Regions from separate parts of the Homo sapiens genome. Here region 1 is linked to region 2. Evidence: chromatin loops called from intact Hi-C (ENCODE). Cell type or tissue: endothelial cell of umbilical vein. All regions are shown on one strand. Each heading gives the region's core, and the rest is flanking DNA. Links, peaks and the distances in the headings are about the cores only.

Evidence for each region. A loop is a pair of places that touch in the nucleus more often than their neighbours do. Peaks named below come from ENCODE experiments on the same cell type or tissue, not always from the same donor. Only the 100,000 strongest peaks of a DNase experiment are listed, where the experiment ranks them.
Region 1: it touches region 2 in a loop (12-fold over the local background); 9 of 110 quality-filtered maps call a loop at or near these places.

Annotation. Positions count from the first base shown.
Region 1 is chr11:72,410,060-72,418,386 of GRCh38, forward strand. The region is part of intron 2 of CLPB (ClpB family mitochondrial disaggregase); the gene reads right to left. Among named protein-coding and RNA genes, the nearest start is that of CLPB, 20 kb to the right of the region's middle. RefSeq lists enhancers at 1,706-1,785, 1,856-1,915, 1,966-2,055, 4,007-4,056, 4,107-4,216 and 1 more. In endothelial cell of umbilical vein, for the core only: a CTCF peak has its summit at 4,304 (motif pointing left); a DNase peak (open chromatin) is centred at 4,272.
Region 2 is chr11:72,020,278-72,028,604 of GRCh38, forward strand. It overlaps NUMA1 (nuclear mitotic apparatus protein 1), which reads right to left. Exons shown (of 27, transcript NM_006185.4): 5 at 3,997-4,076; 6 at 2,788-2,870; 7 at 2,062-2,142; 8 at 927-1,014. NUMA1-AS1 (NUMA1 antisense RNA 1) reads left to right here. Exons shown (of 4, transcript NR_104178.2): 4 at 49-642. Among named protein-coding and RNA genes, the nearest start is that of NUMA1-AS1, 10 kb to the left of the region's middle. RefSeq lists an enhancer at 4,846-5,140. In endothelial cell of umbilical vein, for the core only: a CTCF peak has its summit at 5,012 (motif pointing right); a DNase peak (open chromatin) is centred at 4,984; H3K27ac peaks cover 629 bases.

The sequences.
Region 1 (8,327 bases), core at 157-8,156, 390 kb after region 2:
CTCTATTAAAAATATAAAAAATTAGCCTGGCATGGTGGCCAGTACCTGTAATCCAAGCTACTCAGGAGGCTGAAGCAGGAGAATCACTTGAGCCCAGGAAGCAGAGGCTGCAGTAAGCCAAGATCGTGCCACTGTACCCCAGCCTAGGCAACAAGAGCAGAACTCCATCTCAAAAAAAACAAAACAAACAAATCCAGGCTCTGTTACTTACTAAGTGAGGAGTGGTGGATGAATGAATGACTTAGCCTCTCTGAATCTCAACTGCTTCCTTCATTTACATGATAGCTCCTGCTCTCTAAGCCTGTTTCTGCATCTGTTAAAAAAAAATGGAGAACACCTCACCAACCCTACTATATATGTCACATAGGGGTGCTATGAAGAGACAGTGAGAAAAAATATGTAAAAATACTTGGGATGCAATAAAGCACTGTACAAAATAGCATAAGAAGAGCTTATACTATTCTTATCACTTTCCAATTTGTGTTCACTCGATTTTAAAGAAGTGACAGAGTAACTAGGATGATACAGGAAAAGGTATACACAGAACTTGGAACACAGTAAGTGCTCCAAATTACTGGAGGATAGATAAATGAACTGTCTAAAATTCCCAGGCAAGGGCAGCAGCAGGAAAGGGAAGGTTCCCTAGCCCAAGAGCTGAAGATTACCACAGAAGGACAAATCAGTCGGGAAAAACATATCCTGCTCCCATCCATCAGTGATCCTGGAGAGTCCAGCAGGCTAAAGACCAAAGAGGTAACAGCTATTACCACTGATTGGGGAAGGGGCAATGAAGCAGTCAAGCTTTCTCTTTCTGCTGTGAGTACCTCTGTATTGTTTGAAGTTGTGCTGTTTTTATAACAATGACCATACTATTACTCTTTTTTAAAATAAAACTTTCTTAGGAAAAAAAAAAGTCCTATACTTTAAGAAGCCTTCCCTAAGATGACCTTGTTGCCACCACAATCCCCTGTGCTAACCTGTATCAATGTAGTTATCATACAGTCCACAGGTCTAACTTCCCCAGTAGGCAAGCATGTCCTTCTAGAAACAAGGACTTGCCTTCATCTCTTTGCTCCAGGTGCCTGCCATGGCAGTTGGCACACCACAAAGCTCGGGGTCTGAATGAATGAATGTCTACAGCACTTACCTACATTAACTTCTCACCAATACTTCTGTCTGGTGCTGGAAGTTACCTGTTTTATAACTGTAAGCTTGTCTTTTTCGAAGAACTTAGGCTTCTATGTATATGTAGGAGGGTGTGAGTGCAGCTTCTCAGTCTCAGGGCTGAGGACATTTGTGGATACAGGCCTAGGGGCTACAGGTCACAAATTCCAGTCATGGCTCTATCACTTACTAGCTATGTGACCACAATAAATGTCTTTGTGGTCCTTACTTTTATCTGCAGTAAAAGAAGGAAATGAATGAAATTATTTCTGAAGTCCCTACCAGCTCTATAATGTTATAATTCTAAATATGTGTAGCATCAAAATGAAAATTGAGTAGATTCCTAGCAGACGCTGCACTCAGCAAGACTTCCAACGAAAAGACAACTCCCCAGGCTCTGTTTGTGGGAGGGAGGGAAAGAGTCCCAGAAAGGGACACAGGGGCAGCTTTGAGTTATTCTGGCTAACTAGCTCTTCCACTCAGGGGAGGGAGGTACCACTTGATTTTTCTTCCTCTTTCTTTAGGACCAATCAATACAAAGCGGCCACTGAACTTCAATGACGCATTGTTCCAACTGATTTCCGGATCCTTCACATGAACCAGCCCTCAGCTGCAGCTGGGGAGGGGCTGAAGGGTAGGGAGCCCTATCCCACCTGCATCAGAGGCCTGGAAGCACTGAGCCATGCAGACCCAATCATGATTGCTATCTGGGCAACAGGGCCCTGGCTGGAGCCTCACAGAAGGCCCTGTTTACAGTAATAACAGCACCAGGCCCTGCTGTCTGAGCAGAGGCAAGGTGCCTGGGGCCAGAATCCCCAGGCAGCCTCCATCTGTGCCTTATCTAGCCTGCCAGCCAGGGCTGGGAGGGGCAGGGCAAGGGAGCAAAGGCTGCTCATAGACCCCCCAGCCTGGGACAGCAGACTTCAGGCAGGGTCTTGGTGCTTCAACTCCATAGACAAGGCCTCTCCAGCAACTTCTGCATTTGCTACTTGAACTGAGCACCCTTCTCCAAGGCCTAGCTGGGGACCCTTCCGTGAGGAAGCTCTCCAGATGCTCTCACTCCCAGTGAGATGGCCCACTGAGCATTCTGTCATGCCTGGAGAACTCCAAGGGAGTGAGAGCAGTGAGGGAGGGGAGAGGCTGGCAGGTATGCAGTACCTACCACAAATGCCAAGTGTACTGTGGAATGTGTCTGCATGTTTCATAGCTGGCTATTTCCTATCACAGAAAACTTTAAAATTTCTGAACTTAAAGAATGATCTGCAGAGATTAATCAGTCCAAATCTTCCTTTTACACACACAGATAGGGAGGCTCAGAAAGCGTCCCCTTTGGAAAAGACTGATCTATATATGAGCCTGCCTCTGTCTGTCTCTTCCAGGCTGTGTGACTGTGGGCAGATCACACTACCCTCTCTGAACCTCAGTCATCTTACCCTATCAGCCTGTCAGCCCTACCTAACATGGGTGCTGAGATGACCAAAGGAAATAATGTTTGTGAGGGCACTTACATTTTCCAAATCTTAGTTGCTATTATTACACTTGTTCTGTTTGTTGAGGCACACAGTGGAGGAGCTGAATCACAACCTCAGTGAATACTTGCTGGATCAACTGAATAAAGTGCAACACTGGGTGATCATTCTTTGTCCCATCTCTCTTACAGAAACTTGGCCCACATTAAAGTGCTCAGATTATTTTTTAACTTTTTATTTTGAAATAATTTCAAACTTATAGAACAGTTACAAAAATCACACACACACACACACACCCCTTCAAACAGCCTTCATGCCAGGTGCGGTGGCTCAGGCCTGTAATCCCAGCACTTTGGGAGGCCAAGGCAGGCGAGTCACCTGAGGTCGGGAGTTCGAGACCAGCCTGACCAACATGGAGAAACCCCGTCTCTACTAAAAAATACAAAATTAGCCGGGCATGGTGGCACATGCCTGTAATCCCAGCTACTCGGGAGGCTGAGGCAGGAGAATCGCTTGAACCCTGGAGGCGGAGGCTGCAGTGAGCCGAGATCGTGCTATTGCACTCCAGCCTGGGCAACCAAAGCGAAAATCCGTCTCGAAAAAAAAAAACAAAGACAAAAAAACAAATAAATAAATAGCCTTCACTCATATCCTGTTTACATTTTGTTTCATTTGCTTTTCTATTCCTTTTCTATTTTTTTTTGCTGGACCATGTGAGAACTAATTTCAGATACTATGCCCCTTTACCTCCAAATACTTCATCGAGCATATACCAGATACATTGGTACATGCATCTCGTACCTAGTACCAGAGCATTCTCTTACAGAACCACTAACTAATGATGATAAAATTCAGAACATTTAACATTGATATACTATTTTTATCTGATATACAGCCCACATTCAAATTTCTTCAATTATCCCAATATTCATTATAGCAATCTCCCCCTGTGATCCAGATGAAAGCCAGGATCAATATCAGGACCAAACACTGCATATGTTTCAATTTCATCTAGGATAGTTCTTCAACCTTTCTTTGATTTTCATGATATTGACATTTTTTGCAGAGTAAGGCTAGTTTGTTTGTAGAATACCCTTCAATGTGGATAACAATTTTTGAGGTACTACTTATTATGCATCCATTCGTTCCATAAACTCTTCCTGAGGACTGGTTATTACAGGACTCTGAGCAGGGCACTCAGGGTACTGTGATGAATTCTGTGGTATCCTTGCCTTCAAAGCATTCACTGGACAGCTACACACTGGGCAAACAGCTAAAATACAAGCAAGGACCCTAGAGGAAGGTGCCATGAGAGTACAGGTCAGAGCAAGAGAGCCACAGGGATGACTTCCTAGAGGCAGAGTGTGCCAGAAAGGATGGGCCAGAAGCACAGATTCCCAGAGTGACCTTCTGGGATCCTCTATAGCAAACATCTTTGCTTCCCCAGGCAGTGTGTGCCAAGGCTGAGACTGAATAAAACACGGAAGTCCAACAATACAAGGCCATAAACAGGAGGGAGTGGCCCAAAGCACCTTCATCTGGGTACCCCTGCCCAGAGCTATTAATATATGCATTTCCCAGAGAGTCAGCAGCTGTGGTGGTGAGAAGGAAAGGCCTGTGCAGGACCTGAGGTGTGGGAAAGGGTCATAGGCGCCACCTACTGGCCCCACAGCAGGCCTCCTGGCTGGCTGCCAGGAAACCTGTCACACTACAGCAGTGAGACACAAAAGTGGTTCAAATTTCTCAAACAGTGAAACAGTGTTGGTACTTGAGCCACCTTCTGTGAAGTTCAGGAATCTCACAAAATTTCCAGTAAAGAAGAGACAATGAAAAGCCAACCATAAAACCTGGCCTCCTCGGGCAAAGGTGTGGCCTTCACTCACTCAACAAAACTGAAGTAACATCTCCAAGCTAGCCTCTGTGTTGGGCATTGACAGACACCGAAGTCAATCAGACATGAATCTTGCCTACAAGGAGCTCTTATTCTGAGCTGGAGGAGGGAAAATGAAACAAGCGCACAAATAAGTGCACTAAGTATCACAGGTGCTCAGAGATGTTTACACAGGCTCAGGGAGCACAACTCACCGCCTTGCAAAGCTCTTGAATGATGGAGTTCAAAAGAGCTCACATTTCTTGAGCTGCCTACTACGCAACAGATACTTGACATTTATGATCTCATTTGATCCTCTGAAAGAAGCCCAAGTCTTACAGAGGGTAAATGACTGATTAAGATTACAAGGCCAGGCTGGGAACGGTGGTTCACGCCTGTAATCCCAGTACTTTGAGAGGCCGAGGTGGGTGGATCACAAGGTCAGAGGTTGAAGACCAGCCTGACCAACATGGTGAAACCCTATCTCTACTAAAAATACAAAAATTAGCCAGGCATGGTGGCAGGCACCTGTAATCCCAGCTACTCAGGAGGCTGAGGCAGGAGAATCACTTGAACCCGGGAGGCGTGGGTTGCAGTAAGCCAAGATCGCACCACTGCACTCCAGCCTGGCGACAGAGTGAGACTCCGTCTCAAAAAAAAAGAAAAAGAAAGATTACAAGGCCAATAAGTAGCAGCCGGGGATGAAGCCCAAGCTCTATGGAGCCACACTGCCTTCCAGGGCTCATATGCCCAATTCTTCCCTTCTTTCCCAGATTTAGCATGCGTCAGCACACCATAGTTGTCTGATGGGACCAATCAGCTGACAGAAAATAAGGAAAAGCCTCAAGTGGAAAGGAGTTTACTTGAGGGGTGAAGATACTTTCTGTTTAGTCCTGAAGCTTCCTAGAACCTTCTCTCTTGGAAGTTCTAGTTCCTTCTAGTCGCATGCTGAGAACATTCCAAGCCTATCCTTTCTTCTTTCTGGTAGTCTCCATACCACCACCACTACTTTCACATAGTACATATTCACATTTCAAATATTACAAATTCACAAGCAAATACAAAGCCTTAAAGTGTCCTTACCTTTAGGTTAAAACAAGCTCTGCAAACAAATCCAATCAAAGGGTTACAGGACAGAAGAAGTCATGGATCTCAGAAGGCTGGGCCGATTACAAGCTTAACAGAACCTAGGAGTGTAACGCAGCTGCCAAGAAAGCCAATGCAAGGTCGGGCCATATTAATAGAAGTATAAAATCTTTAACAAAGGGGATGGTTGCCCTGCTCCTCACAATAATGGTCATGCCACACTGGAATTCAGAGAGGGCACCAAAACTTTCTAGCTGTTTCATTTTAAAATGACTAGGATGAGGAGGAGACTTGAAACCACAGTTTAGGGAACCAAGGCTCATATAGCTTGGAGCTCTGTCTCCTAAGAGTTAAAAATCTGGAACAGGAAAAGGAAGCCATGTAGTCCTAGAAGACAGAGCTGGGACCAAGTGAGGGGAGTTGCAAAGGGAGCTAACACATAATGACAGCCCATCATGTGCCAAGTGCTATGCCAGGTGCTTTCACACTATTGCTTCAGAGCTCATCAGAAGATAAAACTGTTTTCTACTACTAATTACAAATTGTCTTTACTTACATTACTCCAACTGCCCAGAAAGTCTTTCTGCAAAGCTCCTTGTATACAAATACGACCTATCTCCAGACCCAAACTAAAGGCCACCTTGCCTGTGAAGCCCTAACTTTTCACCTGTACTAACTACAATTCTCTTACCAGACCGCAAGTTCCTTGAAAGACAAAGGTCATCATGATACATTTTTCTCCCCCTCAATGCCTAATAAGAAATTGCTCATAACAGGCCTTAAGAATGAATAAATGCCAAAGAATGGCTGGGTGCGGTGGCTCACACCTGTAATCTCAGCACTTTGGGAGGCTGAGGCAGGCAGATCACCTGAGGTCAGGAGTTCGAGACAAGCCTGGCCAACATAGTGAAACCCCGTCTCTACCAAAAATACAAAAATTAGCCAGGCATGGTGGCACGTGCCTGTAATCCCAGCTACTTGGGAGGCTGAGGCAGAAGAATCGCTTGAACCCGGGAGGCAGAGGTTGGATTGAGCCAAGATCGCGCCACTGCATTCCAGCCTGGATGACAGAGCAAGACTCCGTCTCAAAAAAAAAAAAAAAAAAAAGAAAAAAGAATGAATAAATGCCAAAGAAGATACAGAAATGGCCAATAAGCACATAAAAAGATGCTCACATCATTAGCCATTAGGGAAATGCAAATCAAAACCACAATGAGATACCACTCCACACACACTAGGTTTGCTGTAAGTGATGACAACACTGATGACAACAATTGTTGGTGAGGATGTGGAAAAGGTAGAACCCTCACACGTTGCTTTTGGGAATGTAAAATGGTGAAGCCACCCTGGAAAATGGTTGGGCAGTTCCTCAAAATGTTAAATGTACAGTTACTCTATGGCCCAGCAATTCCACTCCTAGGTATACACTGAAGAGACATGAAAACATACATTCACATAGAAATCTGTACACGAATGTTCACAGCAGCATTATTCATAATAGCTAAAAAGTGGAAACACAAATGTCCATCAACTGACAAATGACATCCTGTATGGATGTACATCCAATAAAATGTAGTACATCCATACAGGGAATATTATTCAGCCACAAAAAGGAATAAAGTACTGATATATGCTACAACATAGATGAACCTTGAAAACATTAAGCTCAGTGAAAGAAGCCAGACACAAAAGGCCACATATTGTATAATTCCATTTATATGAAATGTTCAGAACAGGCAAATCCAGAAACAGAAAGCAGATTAGTGGTTGCAACATCTAGGGGGAGAGGAGAATGGGGAGTAACTACTATTGGAACCAGAGTTTTCTGAGGGTCCGGGGTGGGGTGGGAGAGTGATAGAACATTCTGGAATTAGTGGTGCTGGTTGCACAATCTTATAAATGTTCTAAAATCCACTAAATTGTATATTTTTAAAGGTTGAATTTTATGGTATGTGAATTATACCTCAAAAGAAAAAAGAATGAATGTATATTCAGTCAGAATCTGCCTATTCTTCAGGAGGCAGAGAGTGCCTCATACCTAGAGGCACCCAAAGAGGGCTGGATGTTGACCATCAGAGAAGCTAAAGTGGGGACCTGAATACTGGAAAGGAAATGAGGCTGGAGACAAAAGTGCCTGAGATCCTGTGTGACCCATCTAGGGGTTGTGACTGAGCCCCTGATGTGTCCTGGGAAGGATCCTGCCCCTCCCCACCCCTGCTGGACTCTTGAGCCCTTGGGAATTCCGGGGGCCTCCCTCAATTGTTTGTGCTTTACATCCTGCCCCAGTACACTGTCCATCTGCAAAGGCTGGTCAAACACACAGGCTTCGCAGGAGGCCTGGGTGCTATCCCTTCAAACAAAAGGGCATTGAGATGGAAGCCTCAGCCCAGCCTCAAAGAGGATTCTTATGCAGCCTTCCTGAGCCTTCCATCCACATGAATGGAGGATCCTGGAGACCAGTCAGCCTGCCCAGCTGCTGCCTAGGGCTGTGCTCTCCTGCTGGTTAGCCTTTGGAGAATAAACAAGGTTTCTATCAACCAATCAATCAACGGGCCAGACTCCATCTGTACCATGTGTCTTCTGAGTGCCAGCCAGCCTTGTGTGACTTACTACGGTGAAGGCAGGAGAAGGAGGTGCCATACACCTTGCTGTGACAGGGCTCACAGCCTAGGTCAGGAGAAATACATAAGAAGCAACTGAAGAGAAAAGTGAAGAGATGAATCAGTAAACATGACACA
Region 2 (8,327 bases), core at 92-8,091:
GCCTGCTCCTGAATTCTGGACTCACATTTCTAACATCTCCACCTGAAGGTCTCATGAGGAACCTGAATACAAGGAACATCAAACTCAACGGCTAGAACTCGCCTAGACCTCCTTCTTACATTCCTATCATCCACCAGCTGACCTCTTCATCAGAAGACCAGCAGAACGATCACTCTTTCTACTGTAGTACCAGCCGAGGCCATTGATATATTCCGTACTTAGATTCCTTATCATTATTTCCTGGTTTATGTATCTGCCTTTCCACCTAGAACATGCACTACATGACGGGAAAAACATTTTTTAAAAGACTGTGGGCCGGGCGCAGTGGCTCATGCCTGTATTCCTAACACTTTGGGAGGCCGAGGCAGGTGGATCACCTGATGTCAGGAGTTCGAGACCAGCCTAATCAACATGGTGAAACCCCGTCTCTACAAAAAATACAAAAATTAGCCAGGTGTGGTGGCATGCGCCTGTAATCCCAGCTACTCGGGAGGCTAAGCAGGAGAATTGCTTGAACACGGGAAGTGGAGATTGCAGTGAGCTGAGATCGCACCACTACACTCCAGCCTGGGCGACAGAGAGAGACTCTGTCTCAAAAAAAAATAAAAATAAAAATAAAAAGACTGTATTCTCAGCTTCTAAGCCTAGAGTAATGATTGTTTAAAAAATAAAAAACAAAAGTAGGTATGATCACTTGTAAATATCCTACATAACTGCTGCCAGGCAGCAAGGAGGAGCTCCATAGGAACTGAGATGATACAACATGGCCCAGAAATCGACCTACTCCATTACACACACTTTTCCTGAGCATCAACTCTGCCTTGTGTTGGGGACAGAAACAAACCCCCACCATACTTGACAACTCAGGATCCTAGTATTCCCCATTTCAGAGATGAGGGGATTCTCAGGAGTGTGTACCTACTTACCTTTCTGTAGGAAGTTCTCTAGGTCCTCATTAAGGTTTAGCCCGTCCTCATGGTCCAGCACAAATTTAAGAATGACAGCCAACTCAGCCTGGGCCACAGGGAGAAAAAGAGCATCACTTAGGTGTTAGGCCTCTGAAGGGATGGCTGCCAGGAGCTCCACCCTGGCAGTGCCAGTCCCCGGCTCCCTCATGCCCTAGGAGCCTGCTGGATCCCATTCTCCCTCTCAGAGCTGAGGTCCTATGACCCAGCCAACAACATTCAACTAGAGATATGTTCACCCCACTTGTCCCCTTCCCTCCCACCTCCCCTCAAGATGTACCGAAGTCAGAGTTCCTGACTGACTTAACTCCTGACCACAAGTGAAGTGACTGTTAAGGAAAGTAACACAATCAGAAAGTTGCTTTTATTGTTATTGTTGTTAAGAAACAAGATCTTGCTCTGTCACCCAGGCTGGAGTACAGTGGCACAATCATAGCTCACTATAACCTCCAACTCCTGGAGTCAACTCCTCCTCCTCAGCTCCCCAAGTAGCTAGAACTACAGACACACACTGCCACACCCAGCTCATTTTTTTTAAAAAAAATATTTTTTGTTGAGACAGGGTCTCGCTATGTTACCCAGGCTGATCTTGAACTCCTGGCCTCAAGCAATCCTCCTGTCTCGGCCTCCCAAAGTGCTGGGACTATAGGCGTGAGCCACCACGCCCGGCCAGGAAGCTTTTATATATAACTATGTTGGCCTCTTCCAGATGACCCTACCAGAGGAAAGGATGAGATAAATGAAGTGAAAGTTCTGTGGGGGAAAAAAAACACACACACACAGAAACACATATAGGAACAGAGAATAATTTCTACGTATTATCCTAAAACACATTACAGTTAAACATATGCACATAAAAAAGGACTTGAAAGTACATCCTTTAAAAAGTTAGCAAACTCTGGGAATGAGTTTATCGGCAACTGTTATTTCCTCCTGCATGCTTTTCAACGTTTCCCAGACTTTCTATGATGAATGGCAATAATTGCTATAACTGTATTTTTAAAAAGTCCAGTATCTGCTGTTCAAAGAAAAACAAGTCAGGTGAGGTGAAGCATGGGCTAGGCCTGCTAGGTGGCATGGAGGCACAAGGGCTTACCTGAATTTTATATTCAAACTGTTCCCAGTCCCTGGGACTTTTGGAGCTCATGGTAGAGTGGTATAAGAGCAGCATGGTCATCTAGAAGCCAAACAGGAGGCAGTCACTGAGTGGGGCTGTCTCTCTTCTCAGTGCCCCCATTCTGGGCTGTTCTGGGGACTCTGAGCTATTCCGGTGACTCTTCTAAAAGTCCTGGAATTCAGCAATCCCAGGCCACCATCCTTAACAGCTCCAGGAAACACTTTTTTTTTTTTTTTTTAATTAAGGATAGTGTACACTGTACAAAAAGCTGAGCGCCAAGATTCCTGCATGGCTCAATTCCTGGACTCATGGAACCCTGGGTGTGAAGCTTTAGGTACCCTCTATAGGCCAGCACCCAGAAAGAGCAGAGGGAATGACTTAAGACTGAGCTATAATAAAAATATGGTGATAGCCGAATGAGACCTGATTTCTGCCAGGTCTCCACCGAGGCCCACAGTAATGGTCTAGTAAACCATTGTTTGTTTCATAATCTCTGTCATAAGATCATGGGCTCCTAGAATCCTTGGGCTAAATTAGCCTCTGTCTCAAGACAGGTGGCTGCCTGGTTCTACCTCCAACGTACTAGAGCCCCAGAAATAAAGCACCCATCATCTCCCCTTGGGTTAAGAGAAGGCCCTGCAGGGTCCCTCAGGTACCATCACCCCAACCCTGCCCTGCCTCCCCAGTCTGGTATTCCATAGGTACCTTCGCCAGTTCCAGCTCTGATCCCTCTAGCACCTTCTGTGCAGATACCAGGCATTCTGGGGAAGAGGGATGTTTTCGATTTTCTGCAATGACAACAACGTAGAAAACAGGGTGAACTTCCTGGAAACCATACCTGAGATCCCAGAACACTGAAATCTGGGGAGCAGAATGGCTATCTCTGGTGGGGCTATGAGATGTAGGCCTCCTTACTCCTATGGCCTCTTTCCCCTGCCTTACAATTTTCCATCTGAAGTCAGTTCTATCCTGGGTCAATCCAAGGGCTACAGGGATAATGGAAGAAGAAAGCAGCCTCGGAATTCACAGCAACTCTGGGTCATGATGTTGCACTCTCCCACCCACTCACCAACTCTCAGCACCACAGAGGAAGAGCCCAGAGATGCCAGGTCACTTTAGAATCCTGTTCCAACTGAGGTCACAGAGTAAACCTATAGCTGAGTCAGAAAAGGACAACTAGGGATACGTGACTCTTATACTGCCCGAGGGTCTGGGCTCAAATTACTAACACCTTACTTTATCTAAATAAAGCCTCACCTTTCCTATAATTCTCTAGGGGTGGAGATGGCAGCTAGCTCCCCATGTCAAAGACGAGGACTCTGTGGTCTAAGGCTGGACAAGGGGAGGGGAACTGAAAAGCACTGTACTAGAAGCTTTGCATGTGTTCTTATTTAATCCACCCATCCACTTGAAGAGCAGTTATCTCCATATTATAGATAGGGAACCTATGTCCAGAAAGGTCACACAAGCAGTGAGGGGGGTCAAGATCAACCTTAATGTGCCTCTGCCCCTACACCTATCGCCTAAGCAATTAATTCAAAGTTATCTGGGAAAAACAGTTTTTCTTGCAAGGGAAAGAGACTCATTCTCTCTTCTGTCTCCTTGAAGTTCGGGGAAACAGAAACTTAAGGTGCTCAAAGAGTTAAAAGTGACAGGTCCCAAAAAGTAACCTTCTGGCTCCACCTAGATCTCCGAGAAGGGCTCTGGGACTGAAGGGACACTCTTCTTACACCAACTGATGAAGGCATCACAAGACCCAGGGGATCTGAACCAGCTGTTTTCATCTTTGTGTTAAAGAGTGGGGAGCCTTGAAATTTTTCTCCTCCAGACACCCATGAACTAGTTCCTCTGGACTCTCCAATCCCACGAGCTGAGGAAGCAGCTTCTTCATAGCTGGATAAGAAAGGTGCTTACTCTGCAGAAAACTGCACACAAAGTCCAGTCTCTCTGACACCGGCTGCTTCAAGATTTGCTGTCCCTCTTCAGTGCCATGGCTAGAAAAAGAGCAAGTATTAGGACCAGAGTATTCAGCAATCTTTGCCTCCTTGCTGCTGCATTTCATAGTACCTCCCCATTCCTTCCAGTCTTGATCTCTGCTGGATCTGGAAGAGATCCAGATCAGATCCTGGAGGCAGGTGACAGATACCAGGACACCATTTATCCAGATGGAACTGTGTGGTGGGTGGGAAGAGGGGACTTGAGGCATGGGGTTCTTCTGGAAAAGATGGCACTCTGCCACCCTATTTGCAAACATAAAAAAGCTCTGTGGAAAGGGGCCGAGAGGAGACGGAGGCAGCACAGATGAACGGGAAGCTATATTACACCATCTGGAATGGCTCAACTCTAAACTGTCAGGAAGCCTGGAGAACACACCTAGGTTAAGAGTGAGAGAAGACCATGGGGAGGGAAAAACATCCAAGAACTGAAAGAACAGGAGGAAACAAGGCTCTGAAGTGACAGGGTGAAGTTCCCCCACTAGGCTGAAGGCTGAGATGGCAAAAGCCTCCCAGAGGAGGATCCCAGGGACTAGAGTGTTGTTTGTTTGTTTGTTTGTTTGAGACAGAATCTCGCTCTGTTGCCCAGGCTGGAGTGCAGTGGCACGATCTCGGCTCACTATAACCTCTGACTCCTGGGTTCAAGCAATCCTCCTGCCTCAGCCTCCCAAGTAGCTGGGATTACAGGCATGGACCACCACGCCCGGCTAATTTTTGTATTTTTAGTAGAGATGGGGTTTCGCCATGTTGGCCAGGCTGGTCTCAAACTCCTGACCTCCACCCACCTCAGCCTCTCAAAGTGCTGGGATTACAGGCTGGAGCCACTGCGCCCAGCTAGGACTAGTATTCTTGATTAGTGGTTCTTGTCTGTACTTGCTTAACTGGAAGAGCGGGCAGTGTGAAGAGAGCCATGAGGAGAGGGAGACAGCAGGGGGAGCTCTCACACAGCCCAGGAGGCTGAGGCAGGAGAACTGCTTCAACCCAAGCGACAGAGATTACAGTGAGCTGAGATCATGCCACTGCACTCCAGCCTGGGCAACAGAGCGAGATTCTGTCTCCAAAAAAAAAAAAGAATACTAGTCCCTGGGATCCTGCTCTGGGAGGCTTTTGCCATCTCAGCCTTCAACCTAGTGGGGGAACTTCGCTGGATCCCCTAGCTAACTGCAGTTCCATTTTCAGAAGCAGCAGGTGAAATACCACTTCAAGTTAGAAAGCTGAATTCTCTAGGCTACAGTGGGAGATCCTGATTAGTGGGCCCCTTGCTTCTCAGAATCTACACTCCTAGTTCTTAGCCAACTTTCTGGAGGGCAGGGCAGGCCCAGAACCTTCCAATGCCAGAGACATCCTGCAAGCATAAGCATCATCCAAGCCAAGACTATGAGTGTACCTCCCCCCATACCCCATGTGATTACACAGGCTTCTTCCAAGTGAATCCCTCCCAGAAGCACTCTGTCTGGATAGTTGGTCTGAGATCAGAGACTCCTACAAAGTCTTGAGGAGATGCTAATCTCTTACAGACTCCCAAATGAGCCATTTTCCCTACCCACCCACAATCTGGAATGTTGTGACTCCTTGGCTCAGTGTAGAGCAATATTTACCTCAGAGTATTCCATTAACTAAAATAAAAAGAGGTTCTCAGGTGAAATGTTTAAAAAATGCTGGGTTAAACTGAACATTTTTTATAGAAGAAGATACAACATGCATTATTTCCTAAACCTATTTGACCACAAAACCCTTTTCCCCCACCCCCTACAAAGCCTGGTGTAAGTAAAGCTGCATGGAGCATACTTTGGACAACAGTAGTCCTAGAGAAATCCAGCCCATCCTTTAAGACTGTGTTGAAGTCTCATCTCTGTCAGGAAGCCATCCACAACTCCTGCCAGTCATGCCTCGGCTGTCCTCCAGGTCTTCCTGCAGCACTCATGAATGCAACTGCACCATTTACAACTGCCCACTCCAACTGCACTAGCTGAAAGCCAGGAATAAAGTAGGTGCTCAATACATATGGGCTGACTGACAACTGAGGGATGCTTTTTACTGAGAAGAGCAGAAATAAAAGTCAGCAAGACAAAAATGTCAGACCTCTAAGTTTTCTGGCAAAATGCCTCCACTATACTCTGTTATTCAAGCTTCACAGCTATCAAACAGACGGGACAGCCTTTTTTGCTTTAGACTATTCACGCACAGAAGAACCAAAAGGGAAACTTGTCAGAGGGGTTGATCCCAGTTAATTTTCCCAGAGAGAAGGCCAAGTGGCCAAGCAGTTAAACCCTCAACTCCCACAGCTTATTTTTTTTTTAATTTTTTAAAGAATTATTTTTCTCAGGGTGCCCCTTGTCCAGTGTGCAGACAGGAGCCACCCAACTCCCACAGCTTCTATCTACCCTCCAACCTTGCCATCCTCTGCTGCCTTCTGCTGAGAACTAGGCTGCTGATTTAGGTTGGCACCAGTAGCGGTATCAGAAATGTAAGAGCCAGAACATATTAACTAAGAACCTCCATTTCCCAAAAGGAAGCTGGTCTGCATTGTCCTGGATCTGAGATGGAGATTAGCATTAACCTGGGATTTCAATATCGCCTACCTCCAAGCCCCACTTCTACTGCAGCCTAGGTTCAGGCAACACCCTAGAAGACAACTTGCAAATGAGCATCTTGAATTTTTGGCCCTTCCTATGAAAATTTCCTAGCAGGTTATAAACCTACAGTGGCTAACCCAAGGACAACACACATCCTTACTCTTGGGCACATCTACTGCTCTTGTCACCAGGCCAAGGAAATTTCTCTCTTCAAAAGCAAAAGTTCCTTGATCTATTTTGAAGTCAAAAAAGCATGCTGCCCCATATTGTGTGTTACAATACAAGGCATATTATACCTGGCTGCTTCACTTTTAGTGAGGTTAAAATTAAACAGAGAGTTAGGTATTGCCAGACTAATGGTTTTACCACCCATTAATGTCAGGTGCCTGGATCTATCACTTCCTTAGGGTTTGCAAAATAATGATTTTCAACAGAAGTTGCAAAATGCTGACTTACAGGTGGTACACAACCCCAACTATGAAGTATCCTTGACAAAAAAAAAAAGTGAATCAAGCTTAGATCTAATTATCAGTATATAGGCAACAAGGGGAATAGTGGAACAAGTTAAGCCGTACCATAATAATGCAATTAACAAAATCCAGGATTTAAGGATTTCTATAAGATTAAAAAAAAATGAGGTGGTGTCGAGTGGGGAGAGAAAAAAGCAGGAAACAAAACTGGTGAGAGGAAATGACCCCCTGATGAAAGATCTTAAACACCAGGCTGAAGATTTTAGATTTCTACCTATTAGAAATGAATATTCACTGAGGTTTGATGAAGAGTCACTGAAGTGTCACAAAGAAAACAAGATTTGAGAAAGATTCTTGAGAACTCGTGCATAGGAATGAACTGCAATAAGGGCAGATTAGAGAAGAACTAGGCCATGAGGGCCTAGTATCCAGAATGAGGCAGAGGGAGGGACGCTGGATGTGAGCAGAGAGGATGATGACCAATTAGAGATCAGCGCCAAGGAGACAGAGAAGTCAAGATGATGTTGAAATGTCCTGCCTGGGTAACTGGGAGAGAAAATGGTACTGTCTGGACCAAAATAAGAATAGTGACTTCTTTCAGAGGTACTAAGGCAGGTCCTGGTTAGAGCCATATGGAATATTAAAAAATCCTGTAAGATAACCCACGATCAACACACACTTCAAATAAAAACCACTTTAGCAGCAGACCCATCTGTCCTGGGCCACTTGGCCCCGCTAGACCTTGCTGATAGAGAACACCAACTCATCTCTTCACTCAACAAACATTCACTAAAACCTAAACAATGTAGCATCCTAAGCTAGGTAGGGAGGACCCCAAGATGAATCAGACACAGTTCTAGCCTTTGATAAGCTTAATTCTACCTTCTTTCCCTATCAATGAGCTGTTACCTATGAACAGGTAGCTAAAGTGCTTGCTTCAGAGATATGAGTCCCTGATACCAGTTCCTAACTGCCACGTATGGCACATAAACACCTTCAACACTTCAGTCTATCCTTGGCCTGGGGCAAACAATCTAATGTGCTTTTTCTTAAAAAAAAAAAAAAAAAAAAAAAAAAAAGATGACAACTGACCTATGCTTGGTCCCAGAAAGGTAGGATACTGGGAGGAAGCCCCACTTTATTCATTTCCGAGATAACTGTGACGTTCAAAGGAAATGTGCTAAAGACACAGACCAAAAGGCCAA